Regions from separate parts of the Homo sapiens genome. Here region 2 is linked to region 1. Evidence: chromatin contacts called from ENCODE Hi-C data. All regions are on one chromosome and are shown on one strand. The core of a region is the stretch at or near the end of the contact, and the rest is flanking DNA. Distances in the headings are between cores, read along the strand shown. Region 1 holds the start of P2RY13 (purinergic receptor P2Y13). Region 2 overlaps AADACL2-AS1 (AADACL2 antisense RNA 1).

Evidence for each region. A loop is a pair of places that touch in the nucleus more often than their neighbours do. Pooled maps may share reads with other maps.
Region 2: a loop to region 1 is called in a pooled map, with 6 times the contacts of the local background. The contact joins the enhancer-like site here to the promoter of P2RY13 in region 1. A Hi-C loop is called at or near these places in 9 of 50 pooled maps.

What each region holds. Positions count from the first base shown.
Region 1 is chr3:151,325,004-151,332,920 of GRCh38, reverse strand. It overlaps P2RY13 (purinergic receptor P2Y13), which reads left to right and starts at 3,372. Exons shown (of 2, transcript NM_176894.3): 1 at 3,372-3,440; 2 at 3,914-6,609. The coding sequence starts at 3,393. The coding sequence ends at 4,930. All of the region lies in intron 16 of MED12L (mediator complex subunit 12L), which reads right to left.
Region 2 is chr3:151,834,563-151,842,479 of GRCh38, reverse strand. All of the region lies in intron 1 of AADACL2-AS1 (AADACL2 antisense RNA 1), which reads left to right. Among named protein-coding and RNA genes, the nearest start is that of AADAC, 24 kb to the right of the region's middle. Within about 2 kb of position 5,304, at least 6 of the 41 ENCODE cell types and tissues checked have a DNase peak (open chromatin) inside an H3K27ac peak, as active enhancers do.

The DNA.
Region 1 (7,917 bases), core at 2,123-4,622:
AGGGCCTACATTGAGGGTAGTGGGTGGGAGGAGGGTAAGGACTGAAAAACTACCTATCCGGTACCATGCTTATCACCTGGGTGACAAAATAATCTGTACACCAAACCCCTACAAAACACAATTTACCTATGTAACAAACCTGCACATGTACCCCTGAACCTAAAATAAAGTTAAAAAAAAAATCACGTCAGTCTACATGTACTAACATGGAATGAAACAAAAATCCAATACATAAATAAATGTAAATATATTTGTACACATATATTGGTATGTATATGTATTAACTTTCACTTTCTACTATATATGTTTGTATTTCAATTTTTAAACATAGTGTGAAATATTAAATGTTCCAAATAGCAGTGAATTTATTGCCTATCTCTAGCTACATGTAGATATTTTCTACTATTGTTCTTACTCAGAAAAACAGATTGTTACATTAATAAAAAGTATAACTTATTTCAGCTTATTATTACCACTTTTAGTTTACCACTTTTAGTTACTCTTGTATGGAATTTTTAAAACAATTTCACATAATCTGAGAAAGTACCATGGTATACTTTGATGGGAAGTAAAAGTCTTTTCTAAGAGTATAGAAGTATAGGAGTTCCTACTTCAATTTTCATCCCAAATGAAAGCAAATACTTCCTCATCTTTTCACATATTATTTATATGGTACTGGGCCTTGGACTGTCAATTTTGATGCAACTGAGAAATCCCAAATAAGACTACAAATGGAAATAGTAGTTTATTCCTATCTGGCTAGAGACTGATTTCTGTGACTTTTCATTTTATCTTCTTTGTATCCCTTCTGATCACACTGCTTTCACTCAATTTACATTGGCATAAAGTTTCACAAGTCCATTAAACATTGTGGCTGATTGTTTCCTTCTCACACATCAGGAACTTTCAGCTCAAGAACTCCAGAATTTGGCAAACAATTCCACTGTCACCCTATCTATGGCTTAATCGGAGGCAAGAGAGTGAGGCAGGTTCCAAGCATGGGCTCTGGAACCAGACCAACTGTGTGACTTTACGGCAGATTTGGGTTGCATGATATGGGGAAAATGGCTTAACTTCTGCATTTCCTTTTTTCTCAACTCTAAAAATGGGACCAATCTCTGGGGATTGTTAAGGATTAAATAAGATAATATAATCACTTAAAACAGTATAGCTAGTGTGACTTTACTGATTTTTAACTACATTTCCTTAGAGCCCTATAGGATCTTAAATGTTTAGTTTATTCCCATTTGATAGGCTCCTAGCCTCTGGGATCTTTCACTGTATCTTCTTTGATTCTTCTCTCCTTTCGTGAGACATCACCATATGTATGCACAACATTCCAATTTTCTTTCAATTTCATTTAACAAGAAACCTACATGATACCTACCACATGACAGACATTATTCTAAGCACTGGTGAATGTTCACTCATTTTATTCTTTTAACAACACTGTAAAGCAAATACTATTATTTATTTTTATTGTAAAGATAAGGCAACCATTTCATAGTGGGCATAAGCAGCTTGCCTAAGGTCATAAGAAAAGAAAGAATTGGAAAAAGGAATTGAGCCCAGGCACTCTGGCGCCTAAACATTCTGCTGAGCAGCTTCTCAGCTGTGTCTTCAAGGGCAAAAGGCCTCCCCAGCAGGCAATAGTGCTGCTGTAAACTAAGGAAAAATCAGCTAATACATAAGAAGCACAAACACATAGAAATGAATGATCTATTGGATATTTACTATAGTCAAACACTTTGACATCTACCACATTTAAGAGACTCTATTTCCATAACTCTAGAAACAGGCACTGTAAGTCAGTTCCTCTTTGGAAAGTTTCCCACACTTCAGTGTTTTGAAATTTGACCAAGAAGTGATTTCCAGTTTTCAGATTATGAAATTATCCTGCACAGAATTTATCTTGCTTAAAGAAAAACTATTCCAGATCTTCCTTTAGATTATGGATTTGGGGCTATAGGAAAATTTACAATTAATTTTGTAGGTTAAATTTCTCTACTTAAGAAATAAAGGATTTTTTTTCCTCTGCTGAAGCAAACAAAAAGATATACATTTATGTTTAAGACATACATGTATGTTCTATTAATGAAATCTTGAATCTATACTCCCAAGGATTAATTTATTTCAGTCAAAGAGAAATTTTTCAAACTGTGCCGTTATTGGGTAGTCTAATCAAAACTATTAGACACTGTATTGCCTCATATTTTAAAATGTCCAGGGGGATATTAAGTTTTTCTTCTCAGAATTCAAAGCCAAGTCACCCAAAACTTTGTGATCAACTAACACTAGTCTCGTCTAACTCCATGGTAACACTTGTGGCAAGAAACATGAAATGAAACTCACCATGAACTCCACATCCTCCGTAAGATCTCCTAATTTCCGCTTTTCCTATGCCTACCTGGCAAGTAGATTTCTGCCATGGACAACAACTTTCTCTATGCAAAAGCACCATTACATCTTTCAAACTTGAAGAGAATTAAAGCAAAAAAAATGCACAGATATTGGCCCAATGTTGATTGATGAAATTCCTGAAGTCCTCTGCACTCGAAATACACCAAATACAAAAAAGATTTCTAAAAATGGCCCTCTACTAAGTGAAAGAGTATAATATCTCTATCTGGATTTGCAATTCATTCCCATGGCAATGGGACTAAAAGCCACTAAAAGTGGCTAACATTTTTTAGTGCCTCCTATATGTCAAGCACTATTCCAGGCAACCAATTCATTCTTAATAACACAGTGTGTTAGATACTATTTTCAAACCCATTACACAGATGAGGAAATTGAGACACAGAGCTGTTGAATCATTTATCTATAATCTAATCCCAATTAATTGGTGGAACTGGGATTCTAACTCCAAAAATCTGGATCTAATAGTCTTCACCTCTCAGAAAACATCATGTTAACTCTCAGAGATCCCCAAACCAGAAGACTAAGTCAAATACCTACAAAAATAAACATACCGTCTTCCTGAACACAAATTACTGGAAAATCCAGTTTACAAGGATACAGAAGATTATTCTGTCTGATTTTAGGTAGTCTTATTCTCCTACTTGATTGTAATTTGGGACTATTTTCTTCATCTTTCTACTTTCCACTATATACAAGAGGCACTCAAAAAGTTCACTGAACATGCAGATCAAGAAGATAAACTTCAAGAAAGTTATGAAGAAATTTAAAGATAATTGCAAATAAGCTTCTTTATTCAAGTCACAGATTAACAGTATGAAAGTTTGAACTAAAATAGAGTATTAGCAAATGTCCCAAAGGTCTAAATATGAAGAGGTTCTAATGGGTCACATTACATAAGTAAAAATAAGGAAGGAAATCCACTATAAGAAAGCAGAACATTTGCTTCACATGCTCATTTGTAGGCTGAACTAATGACTGCCGCCATAAGAAGACAGAGAGAACTGAGTATCCTCCCAAAGGTGAATTTCAATTTTTGTTATTATGAGTGTGCTTGCTTATATAAAAGAATATGCTTAAGGGAAAAAAGGTGCTTTAAAGTTAATATTCTACAAACCATAGTTTATGAGCATAAGAAATTACATAATTTACAGCAATCTGATGTATTAGTAATAATAATGTATTATTATCTCTTAAACAGTGTTTTGTTTTATGGCTAACAGTAGCACCTGTGAATGAGGCAGAACCTGTTATTTGGATTTCACAAGGATGTGAAAGTAATGGTACTGTTAAAAGTACCAAAAATGTATTATATGCTTTAAAAATTCTAGCCAGAAAACAGTATTTTCCTTTTCAACACATCTATTGAAAGTGTTGGATAAATGCAGGATGTTAATATGCTATAAACATAAAGTCTGTTTTTAAAAAATAGCATTTGAAAATCATGAAGGGCTTTTTGTTTTCTTTTGTTTGTATATATGTTTATTGGTAACAGGTGACACTGGAAGCAATGAACACCACAGTGATGCAAGGCTTCAACAGATCTGAGCGGTGCCCCAGAGACACTCGGATAGTACAGCTGGTATTCCCAGCCCTCTACACAGTGGTTTTCTTGACCGGCATCCTGCTGAATACTTTGGCTCTGTGGGTGTTTGTTCACATCCCCAGCTCCTCCACCTTCATCATCTACCTCAAAAACACTTTGGTGGCCGACTTGATAATGACACTCATGCTTCCTTTCAAAATCCTCTCTGACTCACACCTGGCACCCTGGCAGCTCAGAGCTTTTGTGTGTCGTTTTTCTTCGGTGATATTTTATGAGACCATGTATGTGGGCATCGTGCTGTTAGGGCTCATAGCCTTTGACAGATTCCTCAAGATCATCAGACCTTTGAGAAATATTTTTCTAAAAAAACCTGTTTTTGCAAAAACGGTCTCAATCTTCATCTGGTTCTTTTTGTTCTTCATCTCCCTGCCAAATACGATCTTGAGCAACAAGGAAGCAACACCATCGTCTGTGAAAAAGTGTGCTTCCTTAAAGGGGCCTCTGGGGCTGAAATGGCATCAAATGGTAAATAACATATGCCAGTTTATTTTCTGGACTGTTTTTATCCTAATGCTTGTGTTTTATGTGGTTATTGCAAAAAAAGTATATGATTCTTATAGAAAGTCCAAAAGTAAGGACAGAAAAAACAACAAAAAGCTGGAAGGCAAAGTATTTGTTGTCGTGGCTGTCTTCTTTGTGTGTTTTGCTCCATTTCATTTTGCCAGAGTTCCATATACTCACAGTCAAACCAACAATAAGACTGACTGTAGACTGCAAAATCAACTGTTTATTGCTAAAGAAACAACTCTCTTTTTGGCAGCAACTAACATTTGTATGGATCCCTTAATATACATATTCTTATGTAAAAAATTCACAGAAAAGCTACCATGTATGCAAGGGAGAAAGACCACAGCATCAAGCCAAGAAAATCATAGCAGTCAGACAGACAACATAACCTTAGGCTGACAACTGTACATAGGGTTAACTTCTATTTATTGATGAGACTTCCGTAGATAATGTGGAAATCAAATTTAACCAAGAAAAAAAGATTGGAACAAATGCTCTCTTACATTTTATTATCCTCGTGTACAGAAAAGATTATATAAAATTTAAATCCACATAGATCTATTCATAAGCTGAATGAACCATTACTAAGAGAATGCAACAGGATACAAATGGCCACTAGAGGTCATTATTTCTTTCTTTCTTTTTTTTTTTTTTTAATTTCAAGAGCATTTCACTTTAACATTTTGGAAAAGACTAAGGAGAAACGTATATCCCTACAAACCTCCCCTCCAAACACCTTCTCACATTCTTTTCCACAATTCACATAACACTACTGCTTTTGTGCCCCTTAAATGTAGATATGTGCTGAAAGAAAAAAAAAACGCCCAACTCTTGAAGTCCATTGCTGAAAACTGCAGCCAGGGGTTGAAAGGGATGCAGACTTGAAGAGTCTGAGGAACTGAAGTGGGTCAGCAAGACCTCTGAAATCCTGGGTAAAGGATTTTCTCCTTACAATTACAAACAGCCTCTTTCACATTACAATAATATACCATAGGAGGCACAAGCACCATTATTAAGCCACTTTGCTTACACCTTAAGTGTGTACAATTCAAGTGTGAGAATGCTGTGTTAACTATTCTTTGGAATTCTCCTTCTGTCCAGCAAATACTCTAATGATGGTTAAACATGGCACCTACTCAGCAATGCCTTCCTGGACCACAACCCCTATCCCCCTGCCCCACCCTCCTCATTAAAAACAAATACTTCTACTGTTTGGGTGTGTGATAGGGTTCTCAATGCAGATCTCCCTTTTCTAGTTAGCTATATTCTTGACTGCATCCGCTAAAAATGTTAAAGCTTCTTGAGAGACAGACATGCCAGATTTTCTTGGTATCTCCCATAATACGACCTACAGTCCATGGTCTACAGATGTTTTAAATAGAATTGCTATTCTCGATACATACAAAGACGTAATTGCTGACCCACAATCAGTAACATCCATATTGAGAGATTTTTCAAAGGATGGTGACCCTGCTTGTATTTATTTACCTTGGTATTTTTTCTTGCATCCTTCTGTGATTCAAAAAAGTAAAATGTGGCTTTCTGAAATGATGGATAAGAGTCTACATCTTCTAGAAAAAATACATAAAGGAGTAGTTAAGCTCTGTAAATGTGCCACGAGCTCCAACACGACCATCGTAGGGTGAAGCCCACGTTTTCTTCCATGGCCTCAAAGGCCCTAGAACTTGCCTACCTTTCTGGCCTTACCTCCTAGCTACTTATCCATCTCTTGAACTTTATACTCTTGTATAAATTTCTAACTTTCAGAAAATGCCATACTCTGTTTTGGCACCACACATGTATATTTCCCCCTGGTACACTTGGAAGACTCTTATCCATCTGTGAAACCCTATGTTGTCATCACTTGGTCCATGAAATATTACCTGGCCAATATCCCACCATCACCTCAAACCCAATCACCCCCTCCTCTGTATGCTGTCACACCTATATTATTAAACTTATCACATTGCATTGTAATTACTTCCTGACCTTTGTATCTACTCTTTTAGTAACTGATGTATATATCTGAAAGGAGAGATTGTTTCATTGTGCAATCAATAAATGTTTGATAAAATAAAGCCCATTTGGTTTATTTTATGTATTAGAGAAGCAAAAGGGAAGCCAATTCTCATTGATGTTTTTATTATCCAAAGACAACATAAATTTCTTGAAATGAAAGCTCAAGCTCTGTCCACTCTCCTATAACATGTATGTAGGGCCTGAAAATTGTGGTGCTCCTGGGGTCACTAGTGAATGATCATGACAACAGGAGGATCATGGAATAGCCAAATCCAAAGTTTTAAAGCTATTGACAAAATCCTTTAGCTATGCACTATTGATAATGGTTAAGTAAAATTTGTAACTGTGAATATAACAAACACCTTTAGAAAGTACTCTTGATGTCTGATCTTCATTCTCTCTGATAAAAGAATTAAATAATCATTACTATTAGGGATGCCACTAAATCCATATTACCTCTACTGAGTACATTACACAATCACAAATAGACTATAATCATGTAAATAACTGCATCCAAGCTACCCTTGTTAAACAGCCAGGTATGTCTGGTGGGGTAACCTGTGTATTTTGCCTCTAATGACAATTTCAATCTCTACTTAATGTGGGTACACCTAAAGTATACAATTTTTGGGAAAGATCTTTCAAGATAAATTCCAAGACCAAATCTGTCATCCATAAATACAAATATTTCATTCCATTATAATATTCCACTCAAAGGCAGAGTGCCTGATCTGTAGAATAAAATAATCTATTACATCAAGAACGTGGTGAAGAGGCATAGTAGAGAGATCTTAAAATCACTTTCACAAAATGAAGAACTTCCTAAAATCACTTTCACAAAATGAAGAACTTCCTAAACTAGCAATCACAAATACTAAGTTCTAAAATATTAAAAAAAACAAGATGCTACAATATAGTCATAAATGATACACCAAAAAGAATAAAAGAAAATAATAGCTTTGGACTGATAGAATATGTGAGCTCAGAATACAAAGGCTTTTGTCAAAAGTTAAAATGTAATTACTTGTACAAATAAATAGGATAAGATCTTCCCAATAACCTTCAAGAAAAGAGAGGGGTTGAAGGGAGTGAAGTTCCCACACTCGGAAGAATTCTTGAGAAACCAAGGAAGATAACTGTAAAGTGGAAAGGATGAGGCAGAGAAGGAGTGAGAATTCTCAATTCATGGAAGCCAAAAGGTAGATAAAGTCATTATGTCATAACTTATAAAACAATCATTCAATCTTATTAATCCCATTATTTCTTACATTCCATATCCATTTAAAAGCTTTTGCCTTTCATAACTTTCCAAGGTATTCTTTCTAAAATACTTAACTCTTACCCCGACATAAACTGTATTCCTTCAG
Region 2 (7,917 bases), core at 4,055-6,554, 510 kb before region 1:
TCCCAAAAATAAGAATTCTGTATTTGACAATTTTTGAATTCTGCTTTTTTTTTTTAGTGATCTTTACAAATTTGTGGGCTTTGAACTATTTGTTAGCAGAGACAGAGTTTGAACCCATGATTGTTATTAGTAGATGATCTTAGTAATTATTTGATTAAAATAAACACACATTAGAAGCTCAACAGATATTAGTCTTTCTACTTGCCATCTATTTCCTTCTGCTTTGAGTTATTACAATTGATTAGTCCAAATACTCTGAACCATCTTTACGTTTGGAGTATGTTCATTCTGCAACTGATCAGCAATCTATCTTTCTTTTGATAAATTGCTCTTAATAATGTTCAGTCCATTCATTAATAACTTCATTTTTGCATAGGTTCAATTATTTTGAAACCACAAGGGAGCGACTTTTGTGTTTGTGGAGTGTATTTCCTTGAAATGTTTAACATTCTTTGCTTCTGTATCATTGATGTCACGAATCCTTTTAATGTTTTGACTTTTCTTTTCTCTCGGAGTTTATGACATCTCTTCTGTTACATGCTGACAAAGAGCACTATAGATTAACATCATTTTGTTAGAAATTTTAGCAAGCTCTTCCTGGAGGTTTTCCTTCACAAACACTGTTACTGCTTGGGTTTAGACGTCAAATGCATTATCGTCTAAATCGCTCTACTTCTTTCAAGATGCTTATAGGAGTTGAGCACACAAACCTAATAGAGGAAAAGCAATTTTGTCTTTTTTTTTTTCAGTGTGCTGCTTTCTGCTGGTAGCTTCATTTAAAGCAAGTGAGCATCACATTTTTAAATCAATATTAAATGCTGAAAGGAATTTGAGAAACGTTTCTCAAATTTGGGCACTTGTGGACTATCAAGAGTACCTATGAGGACTACAAAGATTTTTCAATTTTAAAAATTCAAAACCTCGACTTTAGGTTTTGGTTTCATGGCTGTGCCCAGTTATAAAGTGGTCATCTAAATGATCCACAATTTGTGTATGTGTTTATATTACCATAATTATAAAAACAAAGCACAGTCATCCCTTCATAGTCATGAGTTATACATCTGTGGATTCAACCAATCCTGGATCAAAAATACATTTTTTTGAATCGCATCTGCACTAAACATATGCAGACATTTTTTCTTGTCATATTCCTTAAACAACATGGTATAATAACTATTTACATATCATTTACATTGGATGAGGTATTATAAGTAACCTAGAGCTTATTTAAAGTACAGTTATGTGCTACATATTGATGTTTTAGACCACATATACAATGGTGGCCCCATAACATTCTAATGAAGCTGAAAATTTTCTACTGTCTAGTGATATCACAGCCATTTTAACATTATAGTGCATGGCATTGCCTTTGCTATGTTTAAATATGTTTAGATACACTAATACAGTTGTATTCCAATTGCCTGTGGTATTTAGTACCCTAACATGCTGTACAGGTTTGCAGCCTAGAAGTGATAGGGCTGTACCATATAGCCTAGGTGTATAGTCGGCTATATCATCTAGGTTTGTGTAAGTACATTCTATGAAATTCACGCAACAAAAAAATTGCTTAACAACATTTCTCAGAATGTATCCCTATGGTTAAGTGATTCATGACTGAATAGAGGAGGATTTGCATATAATCTATAGAGGAGGATTTGCTTAGATTATATGCAAATACTATGCCATTTTATAACAGGAACTTGAGCATCAATAGATTTTGGTATTTGCAAATACTATGCCATTTTATAACAGGAACTTGAGCATCAATGGATTTTGGTATTTGTGAGAGGTCCTGGAATCAATTCCCTAGAGATACTGAGGGAAAACTGTACTTTAAAATTCTACTGGACCACTTGTGGACACATAAGCAGATCTGTAGACCTCAGTTCAAAAAAATATTGACCAGCTGATATAGTACCATTTCATAGGCGAGAAAACTAAATCCAAAGAGGCGTGGGAACCTTGTCCAGGATCACCAAAGAGTTACAGAGAGATGTGTTGGTAAGAAAATTGTGAGTGTGTGTGTATGTGTGTGTGTGTGCACACATGCGCGTGGGCCTGTATGAGCATGTAACTTAGTTTGTACCACCTGGTTTTACTTTGCTTTCTATCTTGAAACAATGTATTGAACTTTACTTAAAGGTTATGGTCATACTGAATCCTGGAACACTACTTGAGAAAATGGTATTATAATTAATCGAAATATTAGTGTTTATTCTTTGTCTTATTTTTTGTAAGAATCTACTCATCCAATTAAACATGGAAAGCCAAAAGTGTATTGTACTGCCAAAAATGAAAAAACAACATATGCCTGAATTCATGGAAGGACTGTGTGTAATGTAGAAGATAAAATGAAACATATGGAATATGTAATAAAAAACAAAATCAAGCATATTGATTATAGTTACCTAGTGATTGCCTATTTAAATACTAAAAATTTAAGAATTTAATTTAAAAGACATCAACAATATTTATCTATTAGTTATAAAATATGCCAGGAGATGGTTATCACAGGATACCTTTTAATCTACAAATGTTGAAATTTTAAGTTTAGGCAAATCAAGGAATGACAATGACATCGGCAATGAAGTTCAGATCTTCAAACTTGCAGTATCTCCATCGGAGCAATTTTCAATTACAAGAAGATAATGTAGTTAATGTGCCTCTTCGTCTCTCCAATAATAGTAATGCAGTTTATTTTTACAAAGAAGTCATAAATGCTTTCCATTCTATACATGGAACATTAAATAAATGCAAAAAAAACCCACCTCAGCTAGATTGTTTCAGATAGCATTTTTTGACAATTGCTTTATAGTTCCAATTTCTATGAGGCTTATATAGTAATTTATTTTCTTTTTCTTTTCTTTTGAGAGATGGAGCCTCCCTCTCTCAGCCCAGGCTGGAGCACAGTGGCATAATGATGGCAGTTCACTGAAACTTGAAACTCCTTGGCTCAAAGGATCCTGCCATCTCAGCCTGCTGAGAGGCTGGGACTATGGCACCATCCCTGGCTAATTGTTTTAGAGACAGACTCTCGCTATGTTGCCCAGGATGGGTAATTTCATTCTTAAAAAGAATTTTAGGAATTAAAGGAAATATCTTCTTTCAATTTATTTAGAGGTGTAAGTTTTGAGATATTTATTTATAATTTTAAATGCTTTTGTTTGATAAACTAAAGCAAGTTTAGACATTTTTCTAAACCACATTAAAGGAATTATTAAAACATGATTTTATTGGATATCTAACTTTATCACGTTAGCTTATGCTGGGTAACAGCTTTCTGGAGCCCACAAGGGGGCAGACTAAGAACGTATGAAAGAAAACAATCCTTACGCTGTAGTCACTAACTGGCGGAGTTCCGTTCCAACTGAATGCATTTGGCTTTATTTCCTTTTTACTGAATTTTATCTTATTTTCTTCTGACCGAAAGCAATTTCAGTTTCTTTGCACTGTATTGGAAAATTGAGCACTTAAAAATCTAAACTCATTTGACGATACGCATCTTCTCTCTTATTGTCTTCTAAGTGAAAACTGTACGGAAATCATACATGATTAAGCTGAAGAAGTAAATTGTAATAATTTCTAATCCATTATTTTACATTAATTTTTAAATAATAGTTTGTTTGTTTGTTTGTTTATTTTGAGACAGAGTCTCGCTCTGTTGCCCAGGCTGAGGTGCAGTGGCGCAATCTCGGCGCAATCTCTGCTCAGTGCCACCTCCACCTCCTGGGTTCAAGTGATTCTCCTGCCTCAGCCTCCCGAGTAGTCTGGACTACAGGCGCGTTCCATCATGCCTGGCTAATTTTTTGTATTTTTAGTAGAGATAGGATTTCACCATGTTAGCCAGGATGGTCTCCATCTCCTGACCTCGTGATCCGCCCACCTCGGCTTCCCAAAGTGCTGAGATTACAGGCATAATTTGCTTATTTTCAAAAGAAAACGACAAAATAACTGTCATTTTTAATATCAATTGTATAAATCAGTATTTTATTAATAAACGGTTCTGGCATTCTTGCATTTCCTTTAGTTTTATTGTGTCCTTGTAATTCGATTGCAACCTTTAAACATCTCTCTGTATTTACCAGAAGATTATTTGATTAGTTAATAAAATATTTTCTAACAGGAGCTGTTTTTGGCAGGGAGGTATTATTTTTATCTTTGCTCATATATTTCACACTGGTAATCATGTGTAACAATTTTGAGACTAAACTATTGAAAGTCATTCTTTAGCAAATAAAGTAAAATCTCTTTTTAATTGATTCTTAATCATTAAAATAATTTTCAAAATATTTTCAAGGAATATGTCCAACTTCGATTCACTGTAAATAAATGAGATTTAGCTAATATACTAATGCATGTTACTTCTAATTTAATTAGATTAAAAATAGAATTCATCTAACAGTCTATATACTTAAATATATTCAAGCAAAGTGTTTTACTTAAATTAGTATAAAGTATGAAGTTTCTTATTTCCTAAGCCAATCTTCAATTCCAAATTACTGATTGAGTTCTAGCTCATGTATATAACTTCTCGTATACTCCAGGGAGCCACAGTTTAATCTTATTGACAATTTCTTTGTTTGAGATTTTATGTATATGTGTATACCTATATATACACACACATACATATGTACATATATGCATATGTGTACACGCTATATGTTCATATTTGGTATTTAATTTATAGAATAAATATTTTAAAGGTTATAAAGTTGTGATTAGATCTCTAAATAGATACTATGTATCTTTACTTAAGGATAAAGCGTATGCAGGAGAAAAATTTTCCAAGATTTGAAATGGTCATAGCTGAAAGGCCAATTTACATGTAATCCTGTTAAATTGGTCCTCACCCTCAGAAAGTTAAGAAGCGTTTGAAAAAAGATGCATTCTCTAAACTTCGAGTATTTTACAGGCATAGAATTTTAAAGCTGACACATAGTGAACATTGCACTATTAGGATGAGCCACTTTTTAGGGAAGGGAGTTTAATCACCAGAGAGCATAATTCTGGGAACTCTTGAAGATCAGAAGACTGTAACTTTTAGCTTTAGTAATTTAGAGTTAAAAAGAACATGAAGTTTCTTTTTGGATGGCATGAACTAATACTGGTATGCCTGGTTCATCCAGAAGCAGTTAGAACATGTCTTTCCAGGTCTCGGAAGTAGAAGGGACTGCAGGTTTGCTGAGTCATAACACCATATGGCATAATAGCAGGGCTCCTTGAAGAGCGAGTCACCTCGTGAAGACTTTGTGGGAGGTCGAAACCTTTGGAGAATCTGAAGGCTCAGCTTGAAAGGGAAGAGTGACATTGTGTCATCAAGAGATAAATGAAGAGTATGTTTGATAAAGAGTTCAGCTGACTGGTGTTTTACTTTACTTGTAAGAAAGAGGGCTCACTCAGATACAACCTCCAAATGAAGTCAATGGATGTTCACTAAGAAAAAACAGCTCTAGAATGAAACACTCAGCCTTCTTTTGCAGGCTTGTAGTCTTTTTCAGCACTTTAAAAGTACTGACAACGGTGCCTCTTGTTTTAAAGAAATTGGCAAATGAGAGAGAAGCCTCCTCTCAGCCTCCTCTTGATTTTTTATAAGAGACTTCAGTTTTAAAGAATCTTGGACTTTCCAAAATGGGCTATTTTTAATTTTATAACAATGCTCAAGCCTAGGGAGAGGAGGAGCTAAGAATTTTTGAAATGCCATTGGAAATAATTCCAGCCCTAATTAATCTCTTTTTGGCATCAAGAGAAAGAAATTGTGAATATTTATTCTAAGAGAATAATTTAAAGTACTGGTACCAAGATTAGACCCCGTTTAACAATAATATAATATAAAATAAACTTGAAAAACTCCGGGAAAGCTATGAAAAGTTTATTTTATTTTATTTTTTAATTTAATTTTATTTATTTTCAATACTGCTCCTCCTGTAAATGAAAAATTTTAAAGGCTAGAAGGCTAGACATAAGTTACATGAAACAATCAACAAGGTTTAGTGATTTTTTGGCATTTGGTAACAACCAGCAGCTGTGGTTTTTTTGAGGTTAAAATGGTCACCAGCCACAGCTGTGTGCTTTTTTTCCCACTGCTTCCTTTTGACGGGTTGCTGGGCAGATATTCCTCAGGTCCAGGTTAAAGAGCTCAGAGCACAGAGGAAATCAAAATCTTCTCCTGGATCCTGCGTGTCATGCCCCCTCTGGCACCTGGTGAGTTTCTAAATGCCTGAGCACCTTTTTGGTTTACTGGGTATTTGTGCAGCTCAAATTCCCTCCTGCCGCTCCCCAACACATACACTTAGGGCCAAAGCAACATACCAATTTGCAGTGATTCATTGCAGAATGTTAAATGCTTTTTCCACTATTGAGGTACATCAGAAGTGGTATTGATTTGTTTATATGGTAAAGAAACTAAGCATAATTAACTCTTGATTATCCACGTTGCACACTATTAACAACAGAGCTGTGGATCTTTGCGGCAGTCTCAGGAATCTTGAGATTTTCCTGAGGTTACCTAGTTAGTGGTTTTATACTTAATCTGGTATTTGTATGATTCAGATTCCCTTGTTTTCCTACCACCCTTTCTAAGAAAGCAAAAAGTAGTCTCCAAAATCCTTAAGCAATTGATGGCAAAGCCTTTGAAACTGGCCTATGGGGGTTGGCTTCCAGCTCTGCCACTTATTAGCCATGGGACCTTGGAAACCCATGTAAATTCAATTTCTTCCTTTTCCTTCTCTGCAAAATACCTATTAATATTGTTGTCAGCCGGGAGCGGTGGCTCACGCCTGTAATCCCAGCACTTGGGGAGGCTGAGGAGGGCGGATCACCTGAGGTCAGGAGTTCAAGACCAGCCTGGCCAACATGGCGAAACCCCGTCTCTACTAAAAAATACAAAAATTAGACGGGTGTGGTGGTGGGTGCCTGTGATCCCAGCTGCTCCAGAAGCGGAGGCAGGAGAATCTCTTGAACCCGGGAGGCGGAGGTTACAGTGAGCCGAGATCGCGCCACTGCACTCCAGCCTGGGCAACAGAGTGAGACTCCATCTCAAAAAAAAAAAAAAAAAAAAAAAAAAAAAAAAAATATATATATATATATATATATATATATGTATACTTATATATATATTTTATATATGTCAAAAAATATATGTATATTTTTATATATACTACATATATTGTTTACCTAATGAAATTGTGAAAACTAAATGTGTGCACACACGTATTTATATATTCATTTAGTTCTATGATATATACATATATACATATATGTATGTGTATATCTGTATCTATCTGTCTATCTATCTATCTATCTATCTATCTATCTATCTATCTGTAGGATTTTCTAAGATATATATTTCCTAAAGTAAAGTCTGATGAATATTATTGGTGGGTGATAAATATTACTACTGGGAAATTGAAACACTTAAATGGTGTTGGAACTCTGTACATGAAAAGAAATGTTCCTCACTCTCTAAGTCAGTGTTTCTTGATCTTCCTGTACATTGAAATCTTGTGAAGAGCTTCAAAAAAATACTGATGCTTAGGCCATACCTTCAGAGATTGAGACATAATAATAGCTCAAGGTGTGGCTTCAGCAAATGATGTTTTAAAACTCTCGTGTGATAGTAATATGAGACCACTGCCCTATGTCATAAAGGAATGACTTGACTTCACCCTTATATTTTAAGGTTGGGGAAGGAAAAAGGAAGTTACAGAAAGTAACTGCATGAGCCACAGGTTTTTAGGAGACTATCTGACACTTTTTCACATCTTATTTTTAGCATTGACAGAACCAATTACCCCCTTCCTCTTGAAATTCTTATGTCCCTGCAAATTCCTCAGAGACACTCCCCTAGTTTTTTTGCAGCTTCTCAGGCCACACAATCACTGCAGGTATAGCCAGGGCCTCATTCTGTTTCCATTTAGT